2 separate regions of the Homo sapiens genome follow, and region 2 is linked to region 1. A link is a loop called in an ENCODE intact Hi-C map of the cell type or tissue named here. Cell type or tissue: ascending aorta. All regions are shown on one strand. Links, peaks and the distances in the headings refer to the core of each region. The heading gives the core; the rest is flanking DNA. Region 1 overlaps MKKS (MKKS centrosomal shuttling protein). Region 2 overlaps SNAP25 (synaptosome associated protein 25).

Region 1 (8,209 bases), core at 1,390-6,389:
GTGCAGTGGCTCACAAAAGTGTAATCCTAACACTTCGGGAGCCTGAGGTGGGCGGATCACTTGAGCCTAGGCAACGTGGCAAAACCCGTTTCTACAAAAAATACAAAAATTAGCTGGGCATGGTGGCGCACGCCTGTAGTTCTAGCTGCGTGGGGGGTGCTGAGGTAGGAGGATCGCTTGGACCTTGGGAGGCTGAGGCTGCGGTGAGCTGAGATAACACCATTGCACTCCAGGACAGGTGATGAAATGCGATCGTTTCAAAAAAACAAACCAAAAGCAAAAAAGAGACTGGATAGGATAAAAGGATGTAATAATAAAATTGAGATTTGTAACTCAAGAACTAAAATTAGGAACAAATTAAATGACAATCTGTAACACTAATGTTTGGGGAAGTGTTGTACTATTCTCTCCAGCAAAGTGGTTAACAGCATGTAATGACATAGTATGAACCCTCTTTGAGAAGAGTGAAAATTATATAGGGTTAGCTCCCTATAATACTTAGTGAATCTTTAGGTCATCTCCCAGTTAAAGATAAAAGAAATGCTCAATTTTATGTATATTGTGCTTAACAGTCTATTACTCTTTCCATTAGGATAACTTAAGGATCGATGAATCTTTTTCTAGATTTAGGTTTAGTTAAACCTGGAAATCAGTATCTATTTTAACTGAAAACTCTATTTGCTAAACATCACTGAGACTCAGTACAGTATTTCCTGGTTAGTAAATGATGTAGACTGATTTAATGATTAATTGCTTTAATGTTTACTGAACATCTACATGTCCCCACTTCCTCAAATTCTCCATATCTCATATATTGATTTGGCTAATGGGGGTGAGAGAGCAAGTAACTATTTTCTGACAGATAATTCTGTTGTCCTTTGAGAGGCTTGGGAAATGATTAGGATCAGTATGGAAGGGCTTTTCACGTTACAAACTATTTTTAGAGTTTTCATTTAATTCACATAAAAACAATAAGTATCACACTGTACATATAATAGTCCCTTTTCACTGAGCAAGATGGAATTAGCACTTTAAAATGACATTGGCATATAATGAGACCTCATCTCTATTTTAAAAGAAAAAAATATATATTAAATAAAAAGGAAAAAAAAAGGCCAGGCACAGTGGCTCACACCTGTTACCCCAGCACTCTAGGAGGCTCAGGCAGGGGGACTGCTTGAGCCCATGAGTTCGAGACTGCCTGGGCAATACAGTGAGACTTCATCTCTATTTTAAAAGAAAAAACATATATTTTTAAAAAATGACATTGGCATATAACTTTAAACTACTTCATTTCTTTCACTTAATAGTGAAAAATCTCCAGTACATTGGATGTATTCTATTGCCTGCATAACCTCTTCTCAGGGCAAGACACATTAGACCTTACTATACCTTACTAGCAAAGCTCATTGCTAGTTTTACAAAAAAAAAAATAGTTTTCAAATTTTATATTTGATATGGTAGTTAGCGAGGTAATGTGTTATTTATTTTGTTTATAAACTCTTGCAGAGCTTTTACTTACAATCAAACATATTTTGGGGATACAATTTAAATTTAGCACTTTTTTTCTTCTTAGTTCCTCTGTGGTTTTTTACAAAATGAAAATTAGAGCAGGGCACGGTGGCTCATGCCTGTAATCCCAGCACTTTGGGAGGCCGAGGCAGGTGGATCACCTGAGGTCAGGAGTTTGAGACCAGTCTGGCCAACATGGTGAAACCCTGTCTCTACTAAAAATACAAAAAATTAGGCTGGTGTGGTGGCAGGCGCCTGTAATCCCAGCTACTCGGGAGGCTGAGGCAGAAGAATCACTTGAACCTGGGAGGCGGAGGTTGCAGTGAGCCAAGATCATGCCATTGCACTCCCACCTAGGCAACAAGAGCTAAACTCCGTCTCAAAAAAAAAAAAAGAAAGAAAGAAAATTAGCATTACTGTTCTTTTCTAATAAATATAGTATAGTATAACCTTACTTTTTAAAGTTAGCAAATATAGAAACAAGGAAAAGAGAGCTAAAATCTTTTGGGTGTAACAAAAATGTGATCATGATACACATGCTGTTTTGTAATCCCTCTTGCAAAGAATATAAATCTCCATTATCATTTTTAAGAGCTATACAGCATTTGATTATAATGGCGATATCCTAATTTGACCAATCTGTGATTGAAAGAAATTTGAGATTTTTCAATGCTTTATTGCAAAATATGCTATGGCAATAAATATTTGTGTAAATACTCCAGAGTCCATGCTCAAAGCCTCTATGTGCTGCTTTTCAGAATTAACAAATTTCTTAAAAATTAACTCATTTTTCAAATGAACTTGACAAGAAAGTTTTTAAAACCTTGACTTTTAGAAAGGTTCATGATACTGAGAAGCAGACAGACTGGGAGATCCAATTTGTGAAACAAACTTAAGCTATTTACAGTTTGCCTTGAGATGGTCCTTCCCTCAAAACACTTGGCAAGTTGTTCCAAGAGGCATGGACTGTCTTGTAGAGATTCTGAGTCTAAAACAAAGATTTCTCAAGAATAAGCTCAAAATGATCAGATTTGATGAGCAGTAACTGGTTAATCCCTAAAATAAGTTAGTGTTTGATGCTCATTTATTGAACTTTTCAAGTTTGGAGCAAAGCAACAAGAGAAATGAGATTTTTTCCCTTCCTTACCCTCTAATGTACTTGCCACTGCCCTTTCTTTCTTTCCTGAATCTTCTTTAAACATATTTCTAAAAAAAGACTCCTTTAGAAGGATAGAGAAATCAAGAGACATGAAATGAGATTAGTAAATTTTAGATCAAGTAAAATAGAGTTGATATTTATAGTTTCATTTACTAAAATGTCTTTTGTTAAGTTTAGAAAAAGTTTAGAGGCAATCTTAATGTGGATTATGCTTTTCATATTCTTCTCTCAAAAGTATGGTCTTAAATTATTCAAAAGTTTCATATTTTTCATTTTGTTTTGCTTTCATAGCAACTTTATGAGATCATTTTATAAATGAAGAAACATTAAATGATTGATTCTAAGATTACTGTCAGTTAACTGTGGCATTCAATTTAGATGTGAAGTCTTTAAAGTCTTGCCTAGTACTCTACTAAGCAATTCTTCAAGTCAAGAATTAGTGCCCCAGCTTGGGCAGTACTGTCTATCAGGATTTCCAGTGTGTGATCACGGATGAGGGGAACATTTGGAGGGCGTGAGGCACACCCTTGAGGATCACTGAGGTCAACTAGCTTGGGGCATCATGCCTGGCATGTTGTTCTTTTTTCTTTTTTTGGGACAGTCTCACTCTGTTGCCCAAGGGGGAGCGTAGTGGTGTGATCTCGGCTCACCTCCGCATGCCAGATTTAAGGGATTCTCGTACCTCAGCCTCCCAGGTAGCTGAGATTACAGGCCCACGCCACCATGCCCGACTAATTTTTGTATTTTAGTAGAGACGGGGTTTCACCATGTTGCCCAGGCTGGTCTCAACTCCTGGCCTCAAGTGATATGTCCGCCTCAGCCTCCCAAAGTGCTGGGATTACAGGCATGAGCCATGCACGCCCCGTGGCATGTCCTTGGCTGATTTTCATGTCAGGTATATAAAAGGTTAACAGCTGTCATTTCACTTGTCCAAAATTAGAGGGCATCTTACAGTTCTGGAGGTAAGAAAAACAAAAAAATTAGAGGGCAAAAGAGTCTATATCCTCCAAAAACACATCCGTGACCTACTAATGGTTGAGATTAGCTGGGTTAGTTCAGTTTTCTTTAATTTAGTTCTCAGTATAGAATGACAGCAAGAGATTAATGAACAGAAGAGGGAGAACTTGCTATGCTTCTACCTCATTATAAATACTGTAATCTTTTAGAGTAGCTTAAAGGCCAAGAAAAGAAAACACTGACACACACACACACACACACACACACACACACACACACACACACACACACAAAGTAAGGTTAAGGGCAAAAAGGCAAGCAAGCTTCCTAGAACTTCCCAAACAGCTGGATCTAGCCATCAGATTATTCTATCTAGCATAGTATTAGTTAAAGCCATCAAGTTTTTTTAATTGCTTCCTGCAAAATTAGGCCTAAAATAACTTGGATGCAGGGAATGTTACATCAAATGTTCTCATTTTGCCTATTGGGCTTGCTGGGCGCCATCTGCTGGCCTTTTGGACACAGTGTAAAACGGATTCTTTTTGGTCTTAATTGCTGTTGTGATTTGAAAAAATTGTAATTTTTAAAAACTTCCACTGAATGTAATTTAATCATGAGAAGAACATTAGATAGAATATTAAAAACCAATTAACCCAGCTCTTGTGATAATGAAACTTTATGAAGTTTACTGGAATTGTACTATGCCTTTTCTTTTACAATGACAATGTTGGCTTTAGGTATTTGTGAATTCTTCATTTCTGAATTCTCATCATCAACATTCAAAAGTTATTTTTTATCCTCAATTTTTAATACAGCAGTTTGAATTGTGGCATTTTTTCTGTGTACACAATAGAAAAGACTGCACGTGGTCTTCAACTGTGCTATGAAATGAACTGACATGGTAAACAGAACAATCGTTTTCCTTTTTCTTTTCCAACTATATCACCTAAAATAACACTCATTTTGCTGGACTTCTCCAGTCTTGTAAAAACACACACCCCAAAAACAATACTGTAATTCTTAATGAACCCATGGATCATAATTGAGTTCTAAAGTTTCCATTCTGCAAATCCTACCACCTTCCCCACCAAACCATTCAAGGTCAGCTTGACCTATATCCAAGAGCTGGGCTGCTAACAGCGTAACTGAGTCAGGAGTGGATCTGCAGTCAGAAGGCCGAAACAGGTATGCGTAAGTATCTTATGTCTTTTGCTATTCCTCCCTGCTCATTGCTGTGAATTTAATGTATTTGTAAATAAAAAATATACTGAAAGCATCATAAGTCTTATATGGGGGTTTCACTAATTGTAGGCAGTCTCAAATATTAAGCAAGTGATTAACAACTAATGAGAAGTGAAAACTAGCTTACCAGCAAGCTGTGGTTTATCACAATGGTTGTAGTGGTTTATAGAGTTGTCTGAGAATCCTGTCCCCTTTCACTGTTTTTACACCCTGGCTGCCATTTGATGCTGGTGATTGGTGGAGGAGAGGGGAGTAGGTATCATGCAGATAGCCAGATTGTTCCAGATCAGATACCTAGATGAATGGGCCTTTAGTGCTACAGCAAACACTTTATGTTCCTGGTATGTTCTGAATCCCTAAAGAGCCCATTTCTACCCTTCATCATTTTCAAGATTTTAATTGTATGCTCCACCTTCATTTCTGCAGATAACCTATTGGCCAGAGGACATTATAGCTCTTTAGGTATGAACACCTCTAACTTGTTGTCCCCTTATGTGCACCTTAGCTCTCAACTAAATCTTCTTTCAGCTGGGCGCGGTGGCTCACGCCTCTAATTCCAGCACTCGGGGAGGCTGAGGAAGGTGGATCACTTGAGGTCAGGATTTTGAGACCAGTTTGGCCAAGATGGTGAAACCCCATTTCTACCAAAAATATGAAAAATTAGCTGGATGTGGTGGGTGCACCTGTAATCCCAGTTACCTGGGAGGCTGAAACAGGAGAATCGCTTGAATCCAGGAGGCAGAGGTTACATTACAGTGAGTCGAGATCGCGCCATTGCACTCCAGCCTAGGTGACAGAGCAAGACTCCGTCTCAATAAATAAATAAATAAATAAAACTCCTTGCCTGCTGTCAGAAGAACTGGTATTCCTATTACCTGTGTTCCAGTCCCACTTTCTACTGTGTCTTTGGGGTTCTAACTTCATTATCCCCTCTCATCTACCTCCAACCTTCCACTCTTAAGGGCCTTTCTCTTTTGCATAACTATGACTATTTTTCTCCACTGAAAAGAGTCAAAAACAAATTCCCTAAGGCAACTGCCCTTTACCATCTTCCTTCCCAGTACTACACAATCTCTTTCCTTTCAAATAATGCATCTTTTCCTAGTCACTTCCCATTCCATCTTCAAACCCAAGCAATCTGCTTTTGTTTCATTCTCCATGGAAAGTGTTCTGACCATAAAGATCACCAATCCTTCCCCTTACATAATCTCCCTGTAGCCTTTTGATGTGTTCTTGAGACTCCTAAGTACTCAGGACTCTATACTGTTCCTTCTTAGTCTCCTTTAATAGCCTGCTGGTTTCCATCCACCTATTCATCCTTATCAAAGATCTGTCTTTGGTAGTGTTTGTTTCCTGGGCGGTCTCATTCAATCCCCAAACTTCTATGATCATGCATCCACTCTGGCTCTCACACGTTCATCTCCAGCTTAGACCCACATAATAAACTGCTACTGTACACCTTTGAACTAACCGTCCCCACAAATAGTCTCAATTCATCTCATATAAAAATAAGTCCTCTTTCCCTCCCAAACTGCTGTTCCACCTGGATTTCCTGTTTCGTTAACAAAAAGCATCATCTACTAAGCCATTCAATTCAGAAATCTGGATATACTGGACTCTGCCCTTTTCCTCATGCTCCTCATCAACTCACTCAGCACATCCTGCCATTTGACATAAGTGTTTCTTTACATAATCCCTCCTCCCTAGGGTCACAGTCCAGACCCTCGCGCCCTCACATGACCTCCTTGCTTCAATTCCAGTAGTTCTCAAACTGTGGTCCTCTCAACAGTGCCATTAGCAACACTTGGGAATTTACTAGAAATGCAAATTATCAAGCTGCCCCTCCTGACCTACTGAGTCAGAAACTCTAGGGTGGGGTCCAGTAATCTGTGTTTTAATTAATTCTTTAGGTAATTCTGAAGCTAAAGTTTGAGACCCACTGTTCTAGTCTACATCCACTAATCCATTCTCTACACTTTTAATATAGCCATCTTGCAAAACAAAAAACAAAAAAACAAAAACAAAAACAAATCTGGTTGTATTCCTGCTTTGCTTAAAAGCCTTTAGTGACATTTTTGACTAGAGTGAAATCTAAATTTCTTAGTACAGCAGAAAGAAAAATCCACTAGGATCTAGATCCTGCCTACCAGTTTTCAGAAAGTCAAGCACTTTAAATCATTTTTGTAAGAATGCATTGTCATGTAGTGATTAAGGGATGAGCTGTGGACTCATACCACCTGGCTTTGAATCTTCACTTACCACTTTACAACTGGCTGTGTGGCCTTGGATTAGTCACTTAATCTCATTGTGCTTCAGTTCCATTGTGTGTACAATGTGAATAATAACATCCATATCATAAGCTTGCTGTGCAGTTATCACAATACTTGGCACTTTGTCTGGGCTCAGTAATTGTTAGCTATTATTATTTTGATTATGTCAAAAAGAAAAAAAACATTACTGGAATTAACCTGTAGTATAGCAAGAACTGGAGAGGATTAGAATTAATGCCCAAACTAAGGGAAGTGGTCCCCATAAAGGAAGGCCCACTTCTCTGGGCAGTTTCAGTTAGTTAGCTAAGAATAAAAATACCCAGTCTCAACAGAGAGGTTCAGAGGTCTTTGGGGTTTGACTAGGGTAGTGAATCTGGTAATTAGATTCTAGGATATTATAGGACAGATAACTGTCAAGCTTCTAAAGTGAGAGCCAGGAAAGCTGTGAAGGAAGTCAGAAAACTGATACAGAGCAAAGAAGCAAAGACGGTGAAAAATTTCATGTATGTTTCTCTAATAACAGTTAATAGAGCAGCCAAGTGATCAAATGTGAGAATCCTACAATGACTGAAACTTGGTCGACATTTTCAGACACGCTGTTGGTCTGAAACAACGTTTTACATAAGAGCAAAAGCATTGAGTAATGGCGAGAATCAAAGTCTAACCTCCACCACAAATTAGTTATGGTCTTGGACAAATTACTTCTCTCCTGCCTCAATGTCATGATCTGAAATAGGGGGCCACATTATGAAGAGAACTATATACATTCATAGCTTAGTACAGTGCCTAGCATGTGGGAAGTGCTCAATACACGGCAGCCATTACTTTTATTGGGAGTATATTATCTTATACGAATCATATATAAAAATAGGCACCCCTGGAGGTTCCTGCTTGATCAAAGCAATTATATATTATCATCGAATATTTTGACTAAAATTGGGTTCCAACTTATAAGGTGAGGAAATACTGTAAAGACAAATCCAAACACAGTCATGTATCCCACATTCACAATATTTAGGGATTAGCAATTTTCACTTCAAATATGTACAAGATTAATTCTATCCAAATG
Region 2 (8,209 bases), core at 1,173-6,172, 130 kb before region 1:
TCACAGAAAAGGCCATCAAGCAATCAGTATAAATGATAACCAAGGAAAGATTCAATCAGGTCTTCTACCTTAAGACTTTCAGGCAGGAAAGTGGCTCAGGAGTCTAGCAAAGATATTCACTCATCATCCATGAAACAAAACTTTCCTCCATGGCCCCACTGTTCATTAAGAAAGTCATATAATTCATCAGAAAAAAAAAAAAAAAGCCTCATTACCAAGCATTCCAGTTAGTCAAGATTTGACTGTATATTCCTTTCAGTGGCAACTTGCCCCCAGGTGAGATTTCCATCCATTTCATGATAAATTCCAACAGATACATTTTCCCCCCTTCATCAACTGTGTGTGAAGAAAGGGTGAAGGCAGGGTCCCCTGGGATGGATTCTGATGTTCTAATGAAATGATGGCTCCTACGAATTCCACTTTTGAGTGGTCACTAATTTCCTTAATGCACAAGAGACCCTAAACTAAGCTTCAAAGCTTGACTGAGGTGTTCCCTATTGTGTGTAAATAATGCTTTAAAAACCATGTGTCACAACGCAGTGGCTGGTGGTGCCCTGGACTCTCTGAGGGCTTCGCCCTGTCTCGGCATGTTTCAAGGGACGATGGTAGATGTACGGCAGTGATGTGAGTCTATGTGCAGCATTGTGGGTGCAGTGGTTTGCCTTCTTTCAGAAACGCATACTTCCCACTCCTTTGACTTTGCCAAAGATGGTATAGCAGACATTTGACATAGCAGAAAACATCACAAAGTCCATATAACTTCTTTTAATCTGAGGAGGGAGGAGATGGGGAGTTGGAAAAATAAAAATTAAAAAAGCCAGACTCTAAGCCCTATTAAATTTAGTTTGGGGATCTCGTTTCATTGAATGGGTCCATGGCCCTTTGGTGCAATTAATTTTGACTGCACTAAGGCCTGCGGCATTATAGACTTGATTGTGGGAGTTGCTGAAATTCCATTGGTACAATTTTCCAGTTTGTCTCTAGGGTTGCTTGGCCCCCAGTCTGCAAGTATTAGAGCCAGTTTTAATAGATGGCTGTGGTCCTCTGGCGAAAGAAGAAGATAAAATGTTAAATTCTGGTGTCTTACAAAAAAAAATGTGAAAATGGGACCAAAGAATGTCTCTTGTTTTTGGACTAAAAAGCATATGGTTTCTACTATGTAAAGAACCTAAAAACATCTTTGATTGCCTTTAATTACAACACTCACCAAAATATGCTGCACATGTTTCTATTGGGCACAATAGGTATGCCTGGATTTTAAGTCTTTTCTCCAAGGCAGCTCAGTGAAATACAGCCCATGGAGACCATACCAGCATTAAACCACTCTCCTCCATTACAACCCCAGGATAGTTTAAACTAGGAGTTTGTAAGCACTCTCTGCCCTGCCCCTCAGCCCAACAAAGAAGCTACTGAACCTGCGTTTCAAATCCTCATGAAGGCTATTACTGTCCTGCTAGTGCCTTTTTCGAGAATGGTCAACTTCTGGAGTAGTTTGGCTTAAATGAGAATGCTTCACTTTCTACTCATGCCTGTAGCTGGTGCATGAAGAAGACGTAGAGGGGTTTCCCTTTTTGGTGCTAGATGGCTTGTTCTCTCTTCTCTTTTCCTGCATTCATTTCACTATGCTTCTTTTACTTTTTGTCTCTGTGGACAAAGGTTTGTACATCAACTCTGGATGTATGGTGACTGTTTGGAAGTACCGATATATTATCTAATTCAAATCACTCTAGAGGCAATGCAAAGACCATCACTCTTGGCCAACCACCAATCCTTTATGTCCTTCATGGAGCTTTGGAAATGTTAGTTCCACACGTGTTGGGAAAAAAAAATATTCCACAGGGATCTTTGCATGATGGTGTGTAAAAACTTGGTTGAGGATGTTTTCTTGATGACAGTGTGTTGCTGTGGTGTGATGTGCACACTCTACTTGGCAGTCTTGTTTTGTGTCTGTCTGCCAGTATGTTTTTCTCTGTTTTATGTCTCCAAATATAATCACATCACTAAAATAGAATTAAATGTCCTCCAGCTACCTTAATCCTTGTCCAAAATCCAAACTAAACCACAAAACAAACCAAAACAAGAACAACCTTGTGGGCAAAGATTGCAGTCCATTGCAATGGATTCGATTGGAAGTGAAATGTTGAGTAGCTGAGGCATGGTGGTGGCCAACTGTTTGGGTCTGGATTATGATATATCGGTATTATCTAATGCCTCGACTTAAAACTCATTCGCTTGGTTCGATTCTTCGCTTGAAGAAGTGACAATTGTTGAGAGCTTGCTCCTCCACCCCTGTGCCTTGTCACTCACCCTCTCTTTTGCATAGGCTTAAATCAAGTGATGCTTACAAAAAAGCCTGGGGCAATAATCAGGACGGAGTGGTGGCCAGCCAGCCTGCTCGTGTAGTGGACGAACGGGAGCAGATGGCCATCAGTGGCGGCTTCATCCGCAGGTGAGCCTCATGCAGCATACACTGTAGCAGTTCTCTATTGTCAAGTACAAACAACTCCAAAACTGAGTGGTTTTCTAAAAAACAACCATTTTATTGCTCATTAATCTACATACCTGCTAAGTGTTCTTTTCTAAGCCTTTCCTGGACCTTGCCTGGGTGGGGTGATCCAAGATGGCCCCATTCACTTGTCTGGTGGTTGGCTGGGGCTGTTGGTGGGGCATGTCTGTTCTTCTCCATGTGGCCTCTTCAGCAAGAGAGCCCAGGTTCCTTACATGGTGGTAGCAGTATTCCAAGGGGGCAAGCCTCAGTGCACTTACCAAACCTTTGCTTGCTTACCTTGTATTTGCCGGTTTCATTAGACAAAGCAAGTCACATGACCACATCCAGACTCAATGTGGCAGTAGACAGGCATCACATTCCATGAGTTTAATTGAATAGAGCTTATAAAAGAGACTACTTACAGAGGGGTGGGCAGGACTAATAACAAGGAATGGTGAAGCACTTCTGAGCTAGCAATAGCAGGAAGTTGTTACCACCATAGTCCTGGGGGACAGGAGAAGGAATGATTATCAGAACCCAGCAATAGTTACGACTGTGGGCAAGGAACTATCAGTAGAGAAATACAGCCACTACCAAAGCTAACAGGGAGTGAAAGAGGGAAATAAATGCTGTAGCCCCTCACTCCTCTTGCCCTGCAGTTTCATTGGCCATTAGCCAAAGCCTACTGAAAGCCAGAGGGTAAGAGGAGCTGGGTGATATAGTCATGAGGTCAGCTCCTGAGAGCACAGAGCAAAGAAGGTCCAAGAACGGATTTGGAGTGAAAATAGAGAATAATGAGCTTCTTATTAATGATTTATTTTGAAACCTAGAATCAAAAGCCAATTTAAATATCTATTTTTAAAAGTTCAAATTATGACTCAGGGGCATTTCCTTTAAAAAAAAAAAAAACTCAAGTTACACACATCAGCCAATTCAGAACTCAGCTCTCCCTTTGCTCCCAGGGAAAGTAGCCCAAGGGTTCTCAAGCCTGGCTGTACATTAGAATCACCAGGGGAGACTTTTTTTTCTTTTACTACCAGTGTTTGGGCCCAATCCACACCAATTGAACCAGAATCTCTTGAAGTGAGACACAAGCACCTGTGGCCCATTAAAGCTCCTCAGGTGATTCTGATATGCACTCAGGGCCAAGCACCATTGAACTAGAAGTATCTCTTAGCTATTGATGATCATTTAAATAAACTTCTTCCCTACAGGAAAAAGCCAGAAAGTTCTCCTTTAGTTTTTTAATTTTCTCTGCCCTGGGCTGCTTTTGAAACCATAATGAGCCAGTCTGCATTGGGAGTTACCATGGGGGAAGGATTTTAACCCTTCTGAATATTTTTTAGCTCAATACCATATATACTAGGGAAATTCTGAAATAAGTACCTCCTTAACTTTCAAGTTGGACTGTGAAAAAATGTAATGTGTTTTGTGAGCCAGCTCCTTCCTCCCATTCCCATTCCACTCAACCTGAAACAATACTCTTTTGTCACAGTTTCACAGTTTTTGACTCTGAAATCACCTATGCACCATGCCACTAAAAAACCCATGTTATTAACATATGAGTAAATAAAAATCATCTTGAACAAGTAGCTCTCCTTGGAGTTCCTGGGAGCAAGCAGGGTTAAGGGGCAAACTGTAATTATCATTACTCTTCCCATTGGTGTCAATCCCAAGTGTGAAAAGAGATGAGCACAGAGACTCTGACTTAGCACAATAAGCTTTTTATTGTATTCTTAATTTGAGTCTTAGAAATTTTGAGACTTAATTTGAGTCTTAGAAATATTAAGAATATTCTTAGAAAGAAGAATATCGTTTCTAATTCCATCTTCGTGCTCTGACCTAAAGTCCTTTCAAAGAAAATGTTTTCATCCTTAAACAATAAAAATTGAAATAAACATATGAAGGGGAAACAACATAATGGAAGGAGTGAGAAAGTAGATAAATTAATCTATTTAATATACCTTCTTTAAGAATAGAAATTCAAGGGTTCAAAAAGCAATTTTAAACATTTTTTTTAAATGTATGAAAGCTAAAATGTGTTTTTGTACTGGATGGAGATTAAAGATAGATAAAGTTGATGCCCAGAGGACGACAGATTTCCACTATGCTTTGGGTCCTTGGTATTCAATATGTTTTCCACCCTCTGTCTTCTAAAACTTGCTCTTTGGATCCCAGGGTAACAAATGATGCCCGAGAAAATGAAATGGATGAAAACCTAGAGCAGGTGAGCGGCATCATCGGGAACCTCCGTCACATGGCCCTGGATATGGGCAATGAGATCGATACACAGAATCGCCAGATCGACAGGATCATGGAGAAGGTGAGCACGTGGCAGTCAGCAAGTCCCTACTGCGAGTCACTTCTGAAATGACCAACAGGAAGTGTGAAGGGCATAACAAGATCCTCAAAACACGACCTTGGATTCAGGCGCACTGATAGCTGGAAATGTTCTTCATTTTCCAAGAGAAAAATATAGGACTCAGCAACAGAATTGGAGTGAAAATAAGAGGGTCAAATTTAATCCAGCAAATATTCTCAAAGGCTCCTGTCAGCCAGGCATTGTGCTAGGCACTGTGGGCCATGTACACATGAGAAAGACACCACCCCTACTGCCAAGAAATTCACGGCCTATGGGAGGCTACGAGCCTCCAGATGAATTTTCTATCACTCAAAATATAATTCACTAAGAGATCCACAGATAAAATGCTAAACAAGGTTAGATAAGGAAAGATCTCAAGAGGCAAAGTTCGGGAAAATCTCAGAATAAGTTGACTTTGAATTGAATCTTGAAGGATGGTTAGTATTAATAGTTTGTCAAGTGGAGGTGGTGAAGGGATAGAATCAGAAAATGGGAGAAAGAATAGTCAGTATAGCCAGGACATGATTATGAGCTTTGCTTTTATAAATGCCAAAGCTTTAATGAGAATTCAAAAATATCCAGGTTCCATTTCCAGTTTAACAGTTCACATCCCCAGTTCTAAAAACAGGGAATTTTATATGATGAAATTGAGTTTACACAAGGACACCAGACTTGGCTCTAAGATCCACCATGTCAACGTGGGCCATAAGAAAGACTGGAGGGAGTAGACTGGGAAGGGGTGGGTTTGGGGGCTTAAAATTAGAAGAGATTGGAAAGAAACACTGGAACGTTCCTATAAAGAGACCTAGGGCACCAAAACCTGATATTCTACAACACAGAACTCCGACATAATTTATATTTCCATGTTTCATGCCCTTTCCTCAATCAGTAGGGTCTTGAATATTGATTACAAACTCTTATGTCCAAATGCTAAAAAGGAGAAAAAGAGACATTATAGATTTAACGATAATTGTACATCTATAATCTACTCAATGTGGGTAACTTATGTTGTGTGTTTATTCCCTGGGAGACGTTGAAGTTCTTTGTCTGATATCCTAAATTTTCTTATAATAATTCATTCCATTTTGGTGAGCAGAGAAGGATACTTTTAAGATTTTTAGAATCATAAATCTAAATAGTAGTTTCTTGGTATGCAAGCAACCTCCAATGACTTGAAAAAGGAGTAAGTAGGCATAAAGGGAACACTTTGTCCTGTTGTGTTGTACATACTCCATGTTAAAAATATCTGATTGCATATTTTGCCTGATCAGTATGAAAACTACGCAAACTTTAGTGTTGGTTGGCAAAATACTTGTGCTTTGCTTACTTTTGCAAGTAATGGCATGCTTATCGTTGTTAAGAAGGCTTTCATATGATAAAGCTTTTAAAGCTGTGTAAATCAATAGATATTAGAATAATAATGAGAGTTTCAAAACTCACTAGAGCCAACACAAGCTGACCTAACCCATTACGGCCCAGAATAATGAACTAAAAAATCATTGCTGAGCTGCCCTCCAACAGAAAAAACAATTTGAAAAAAACAGGAAGTATTCATTTTCTATTAATGGACCCACTTTACTTGCAGATGCAGCTAGATAATGCATCAAAGCCAATTAGGGTTCCAGAAGGAGCGTCTTTACTAATAGAAGGGTCAAACTCTTATTGACAGAGTTGAACTTTAAGCAAGAAAATGTGTTCCTGGAAAGGCAAGTGGCATCTTGATTCTGCCACTTTGAATTTCTAGTTCTCATCTTTAGGGAGAAGGTTTTTCTTCTACGCCCAGTGTACTATAAAGACAGAGACATATGCAGCTACAAGGTTTAATCAGAAGCCAGGCAGGTGGATGGATAATGACTATTTCAATTTGTATCATTCCTTGAGTGCAGAATCATTTAAGTGGGAGAAGGGTCTAATTGCCTTTGAATAACTAGTTTCCAGTCAGCACTTTAAATAGCCCCTTTTTTTTCCAGAATCAAAATCCACACATGATTTAAATAGAGCCCACTTCAACCCAGCATTGCCCCAAATGATCATGTCGCATGAACTGCACAATTATTAATAGATTTCCACCTTCTCATTGAAGTTCTCATTTCTGATAACGGGACAGTATGTGGAAGTTTCCTGCATATCTAAGATGTAATTGCAATCACACTGTAGGGGTAAGGAGAGTCTTATGATGTTTCTCTCATAATCTCTCATGACCCCAACAGCAACCTTTACCCAGCTCTATCAATCATGATCTTTTCTCATCACTTGGATCAATAGTGAAGTTTTGGGAGTCCTTAACAATGAGATTTTCAATACATCCTCATGGATTGTCAAGAAATTACTTTATTTAAAAATCTCGTTTTCTGCTTAAGGGTATTTATGTATATAAATAATAACCTTATATATATAAATAAATAACTATATATATTATATAATATATAATATATATATTATATGTATATGGTTATTATATATATATAAAAACCATATATAAAAATAACCATATATAGATATACCTTCTAAGGTTAAAAACATAATTTTTTCAGAAAACTTACTGAATTGGAAGCAAGCCTATATCAGAGGGTTTATGGGAACTGTTGCTAAGGAAATACCTTAGCAATGTTCAAACTTTGATTTAAAGTTATCAGTGGTAAGTTAGGCATGCAGTCCCAGCTACTCCAGAGGCTGAGGCAGGAGAATTCCTTGAGCCCAGGAGTTCCAGGCTGCAGTGAGCTATGATCGTGCCACTGCACTCGCACTCCAGCCTGGGCAACAGAGCAAGATCCCATCTCTAATAAGTAAATATATAAATAAAAATAAAGTTGTCAGTGGTAGATGACAGGCACACGTTGGAATACAGTGAGGCTGATTCTTTAGCAGTCCTCACATTCTTCTATCAGTGAGAAAACACAGCATTTGAGAGCTAAGACTTTGAGTTCTAACAGGGTTTTGCCATTCACCAGCTCTGTGACCTGATTGCCTCACCTGAAGGATAGTAAGAGAACTGTTCAAACCTAGGATCAGAACAGGCTGGAAGTATGAACTGGGTTCTAAAAGTCACCTGGCATGGTCTGAAGTTGAAGAGATTCCCGGAGCGTTCAGAAGATGGGCTGAACAGCTCCTTCTAAACTTTTACTGGCTCTTTGGTGGTCATCCTGGCCTTCTCACAAGGACAAACATGTAACATATGTTGGGCACTCCAGCAAATTTAGAATTTTCTAAATAGAAATATAAAAATTGGAATGGGACAGCCATCATAAATAAAGTCCTACAGCATATAAGTAGGGTGATCATAGGGGCATTCTCCAAATACCAGGAAGACATCTACAAGGAGATTCCAGACTTTTTTTTTTTTTTAAAAGAAGCTAATT

The links. Peaks named below come from ENCODE experiments on the same cell type or tissue, not always from the same donor. Only the 100,000 strongest peaks of a DNase experiment are listed, where the experiment ranks them.
Region 2: it touches region 1 in a loop (3-fold over the local background); 4 of 110 quality-filtered maps call a loop at or near these places.

Annotation. Positions count from the first base shown.
Region 1 is chr20:10,423,161-10,431,369 of GRCh38, forward strand. All of the region lies in intron 1 of MKKS (MKKS centrosomal shuttling protein), which reads right to left. The region is part of intron 1 of LOC128706665; the gene reads right to left. All of the region lies in intron 1 of LOC128706666, which reads right to left. Among named protein-coding and RNA genes, the nearest start is that of MKKS, 7.0 kb to the right of the region's middle. RefSeq lists a silencer at 5,103-5,152. In ascending aorta, for the core only: a CTCF peak has its summit at 4,133 (motif pointing left); a DNase peak (open chromatin) is centred at 4,121.
Region 2 is chr20:10,294,602-10,302,810 of GRCh38, forward strand. It overlaps SNAP25 (synaptosome associated protein 25), which reads left to right. Exons shown (of 8, transcript NM_130811.4): 6 at 2,324-2,449; 7 at 4,667-4,811. Among named protein-coding and RNA genes, the nearest start is that of SNAP25-AS1, 79 kb to the left of the region's middle. RefSeq lists an enhancer at 5,895-6,812. In ascending aorta, for the core only: no CTCF peak of the experiment used is centred there; a DNase peak (open chromatin) is centred at 3,496; H3K27ac peaks cover 4,348 bases.